2 separate regions of the Homo sapiens genome follow, and region 1 is linked to region 2. A link is a loop called in an ENCODE intact Hi-C map of the cell type or tissue named here. Cell type or tissue: Caco-2. All regions are shown on one strand. Region 1 overlaps PDE8B (phosphodiesterase 8B). Region 2 overlaps PDE8B (phosphodiesterase 8B).

Evidence for each region. Hi-C counts contacts between places; a loop is a spot of excess contacts. Peaks named below come from ENCODE experiments on the same cell type or tissue, not always from the same donor. Only the 100,000 strongest peaks of a DNase experiment are listed, where the experiment ranks them.
Region 1: it touches region 2 in a loop (6-fold over the local background); 2 of 110 quality-filtered maps call a loop at or near these places.

The regions. Positions count from the first base shown.
Region 1 is chr5:77,328,540-77,331,039 of GRCh38, forward strand. It overlaps PDE8B (phosphodiesterase 8B), which reads left to right. Exons shown (of 22, transcript NM_003719.5): 4 at 459-518. Among named protein-coding and RNA genes, the nearest start is that of PDE8B, 120 kb to the left of the region's middle. In Caco-2, no CTCF peak of the experiment used is centred here; no DNase peak of the experiment used is centred here.
Region 2 is chr5:77,425,398-77,427,897 of GRCh38, forward strand. PDE8B (phosphodiesterase 8B) reads left to right here. Exons shown (of 22, transcript NM_003719.5): 21 at 370-499; 22 at 1,048-2,500. The coding sequence ends at 1,157. Among named protein-coding and RNA genes, the nearest start is that of WDR41, 66 kb to the right of the region's middle. In Caco-2, no CTCF peak of the experiment used is centred here; DNase peaks (open chromatin) are centred at 1,004 and 1,462.

The sequences.
Region 1 (2,500 bases), 97 kb before region 2:
AGCTGCCAGCAAGTGCTTTAATTTTTATCATAAGCTCAACTTTCTGAACTACCTGCTATTTTAAAAGAAAAAAGATCAAACCCAGTGAGCTCCCCCAGGTACATACTGATAAGAAGAGGATTGTAGGACTGCCAATTTATTTTTGTTTTGAAGAGTGGAGTTTCAATTTTAAAAAATGGAATTTAAGTGGAATTTGCCAGTTTTTTAAGTGGAAAATTGGCAGGTCTGACCTATTGGATAATTGCCTGGGAGTTAAGAGAAAAAAAATTTTTTAACGAAATGAAGAGATTGTCCTAATCCACAAGGGCATCTTTCTTTGTTGTCTTCTCTGTGTTTTGAGACGTTTTCTTTAGAGAAAGATTTGATGTTGTATCATTTTCAGTGTGAAGAAGTTCCACATTCATTTAATGTAACAAAGCCCAGATCACCTTGTTTGACTTGGAGCCTTCTCATTGCAGGTCGATCCGGGCCACAAATCCCTCCGAGCACACGGTGATCCTCGCAGTGGTTTCGCGAGTGTAAGTGCACCTCCCATTCCCAGATGGAAGGAGTACTGTTCATTCTGAAATATTTGTCAGATGTAATCTGGTTTTTGAGCTATCTAAGCAATGGGTGTGTCTTGGGTCCTAGAACACCAGCCTTAGATCTTGATCTTGCTTTGGGGGTTTTGTTTGTTTCACAAGTTCCTGGAAATATTTAGGTTTTTCTCTGTATCTTGTGTAATTGCCTTTAGCACCTAGTCATACACCTCAGGGAGAAAGTTTACTCATTATATGCCAAAAATGAATGGAAAATTTGAGGAGGAGGTGGTCTGGAGAAAACATTGTTCCAGTTTATCTCTTTTTTTTCCTTTGAAGAAAAGAGATGGGGATATGCTTGTTTTTCATTTAAGAAGAAACACATTTTTTTTCATATTCAAGCATGAGAACAAAGGGGCACTAAATCCACAAGACAAGGGTTGTGAAATTGATGTTGGGACTGATATGTGGCTAGAGGCAGGACAGTAGAGTTTATCCAATGCTGGAAGGCAAAGAAAAGGGATTGCGCTGTAGGTGCAATGAAACTGTAGGATGAGCGCTTGCTCTGCTGGGTTTATCGTCTGAAGTGGCCAGCACTTAAAATAAAAGAGCCAGCAGGAAGAAAAGTTGTCTGTGCAAGCTGCAGTGGTAGAAATCTTGGCAGGTAACAAAATTTGTTGTAGTCTTTTAATGGCTGTATTTAGCTTTGCAGAGAATAAGACCTTATTTAGGACCTAGGACCTATTGGATTTGGCTGCATTATGGCATTTGGCACAAATTCTGCGACAAAGGCCAGGAAAGTCTGGCCCAGGGGACTTGAAATGCCTCATTCCAAAGCCATGTGGATACAACAGGAAATCATGGCTGCAAAGTCTTACCCTCACTGAAGACTCCTACTTACCTGCTACTCCTTGAGTGTCTCCCTAGGGGCTATGTCTTCTCACTTTGTTTGATACCCACCATGGGATGTGGTCCAGAGAAAGCAGAGACATTGTCCTCACTGGTTCATTACACCTCTCCATCCTGGTGGGAGATTAAGATTCCACAGGGAATGAATGAGGGGAACTGAGACATAAGATCAGCATCCTTCAGCCCTCTTTTTTACATTTATCTTCTGGACACTCTGAGATCTGAATGAGGTCATAGAGTCTTGGACATCAATACCAGAAATGTTCAAGGCCACACAGCATTTTTCCCAAGCCTGGCTATTACACGGGTCCAAGAACAAAATACTCTTGTTTTTCTGACTCATATGGCAAAAAGGTTTGCTAGTCCTTGACAAATAATGGTTGACTATGGCTTATTTGTTATGATGTCACCGATTTTTCCTGGTTTAATTATACAATAGTTCATATAGAGAGAGTAGTAATAAAATGAATGTGTGTGTCTATGTCACCCACTTAAGAAATAAAACATTATTAATACCCTTGGAACCCTTTTTGTGGCCTTCCTAACAGTCAGAGAAGATAGAATTTGGAGTTCCAGAAGAAAAAGAAAGTGGGTAAAATAGCTTTTCCCTTAGGGCAGGAATCAGCTGTGGGTAATGCCACAAGTCAGCACTGGGACTTCTGTTCCTGTTTTCTATCTGCGTTTCCACCCAATCCCTTTTATTCCATTTTTCTTCCCTGGTTCTTAGGATATGTCCCCCATGTTACTTGCTGGCTGTCTCAGACACTGTTTCTCTATCTTGGTGATAGAGAGCCCAGTGATGGCATGTCTTCATGACAAGCCAATCCACATCCCACCTTGTACTCAAACTAAAGTCCTGAGACTCAGCAGTAAGCTCACTATAGCAAACCCTCTTGTGAAATGAGTAGCAATTATCCATTTTTGTTTTCTCTCCTTCCCTTCTAACTGTGTGTTCCTGCTGATACTTCTCTCCCATTTGGATTGGGGGTCTTGCAGCCTGGAATGCTGGCTGTCTTCCTCATGTTGAGAGCTGGACCAGCTCGGTTTTGGTGTGGGAGTCATACTTCCAGATG
Region 2 (2,500 bases):
TAAAAATTAGCTGGACGTGGTGACAGGTGCCTGTATTCCCAGCTACTCAGGAGGCTGAGGCAGAAGAATTGCTTGAACCTGGGAGGCGGAGGTTGCAGTGAACCGAGACTGCACCACTGTACTACAGCTTGGGCAACAGAGTGAGACACTGTCTCAAAAACAAAAAAAGAGGCTTGAGAGTGGGAAGGTCTGAGTGTAGTCAGTGTAGCTCAGCTGACTTACGTAAGTCTGAGGACCTTGCTGAGCCTATTTCTTCATTGAGAAAACTGGATAATGACCCATTTTCACAGGGTTGTTCTGAGAAACAGGATATTACTGTGAAAGTGTCTCGCATGTCCTCCAGCCCTATGTGGTGGTTTTTTCTTACAGACTGATGAAGAGAAGAGACAGGGACTACCTGTGGTGATGCCAGTGTTTGACCGGAATACCTGTAGCATCCCCAAGTCTCAGATCTCTTTCATTGACTACTTCATAACAGACATGTTTGATGCTTGGGATGGTAAGACAGTTACTGTTTTGTCACCCAAAGAAAATTGTTATACTTTACGAATATTATCTTTAGTGACACAGGGTGAGCCTAAAGGTAAACAAAATATATTTTTAAAAATGTGGCTGTCAGCTTTTTGTGGCCAAGTGGGGTGGGGTGCATTCTTTGCATCCCCAGCAGCTGGCACAGAAGCTTGTGTGCAGAAGACTTGATGGATTTTTGATAGCTGGATAAACGAGTCTCTGCCTCTTCAAAGGACACGCTGCCAAAGCTTACTGCAGTGTTTTTCTGTCGTTGGAGGAAAACTCTAGAAAGAATGCAAAATGTATTTAGTTTACTCTGAATCACAGGTTCTTCTGATAATGTCACTGATAAGCAGCTTTTCAAAAAGGACCTGTTTGCATTTCAGAAACTAGTGTTTAATGACTTGTCCTCATGCTTCGCCCAGGGTGTGCCTCCTCTAATTCTGATCCCAAACTTGTCCCAGACACCCCCAGGCTTATAAATGCTCCTGGGGTCTAAGTTCACCGGTTTCTTTTGATTCTTTTCTGTCTTTGCAGCCTTTGCACATCTGCCAGCCCTGATGCAACATTTGGCTGACAACTACAAACACTGGAAGACACTAGATGACCTAAAGTGCAAAAGTTTGAGGCTTCCATCTGACAGCTAAAGCCAAGCCACAGAGGGGGCCTCTTGACCGACAAAGGACACTGTGAATCACAGTAGCGTAAACGAGAGGCCTTCCTTTCTAATGACAATGACAGGTATTGGTGAAGGAGCTAATGTTTAATATTTGACCTTGAATCATTCAAGTCCCCAAATTTCATTCTTAGAAAGTTATGTTCCATGAAGAAAAATATATGTTCTTTTGAATACTTAATGACAGAACAAATACTTGGCAAACTCCTTTGCTCTGCTGTCATCCTGTGTACCCTTGTCAATCCATGGAGCTGGTTCACTGTAACTAGCAGGCCACAGGAAGCAAAGCCTTGGTGCCTGTGAGCTCATCTCCCAGGATGGTGACTAAGTAGCTTAGCTAGTGATCAGCTCATCCTTTACCATAAAAGTCATCATTGCTGTTTAGCTTGACTGTTTTCCTCAAGAACATCGATCTGAAGGATTCATAAGGAGCTTATCTGAACAGATTTATCTAAGAAAAAAAAAAAACGACATAAAATAAGTGAAACAACTAGGACCAAATTACAGATAAACTAGTTAGCTTCACAGCCTCTATGGCTACATGGTTCTTCTGGCCGATGGTATGACACCTAAGTTAGAACACAGCCTTGGCTGGTGGGTGCCCTCTCTAGACTGGTATCAGCAGCCTGTGTAACCCCTTTCCTGTAAAAGGGGTTCATCTTAACAAAGTCATCCATGATGAGGGAAAAAGTGGCATTTCATTTTTGGGGAATCCATGAGCTTCCTTTATTTCTGGCTCACAGAGGCAGCCACGAGGCACTACACCAAGTATTATATAAAAGCCATTAAATTTGAATGCCCTTGGACAAGCTTTTCTTAAAAAAAAAAAAAAAAAGTTTATATACATGTTTAAAATTTTTATTAAAATCCAAATTTTCTGGGTGTAAGCCCATGCAGTATGTTGTGCCATGCACCATCTATACGTAATATTTTGGGAGGGGATAGGGGAAGTTTCAAGGTTCAGATATTTTTAACCAGTCTATATTTGAAATCATGCCATTAGCTTTAACAATGTTAAAATTGTGTGGTGTAAATATATCAGAAAATAGGCATATGGGGAGGCAGTAAATACTATTTTAAGCTATTAATTGTATGCTAAAAGCTTCTAAAGCACAAGTGCATATTTTTATACTGCTCTTTTCACAACTCCCTGTGATCTACATAAAGTCAGACTCGAGATTTTCCTTTCTCTTTTACCAGCTGATCCTTCCTATGTATTATAAATATTAGACTCCGTAAACAAACTTCATTTTTCTTTCTCTGTACTTCATGCTGCATTTTTAAAAGGTATAAACAAACAGAGACTGAATTAAT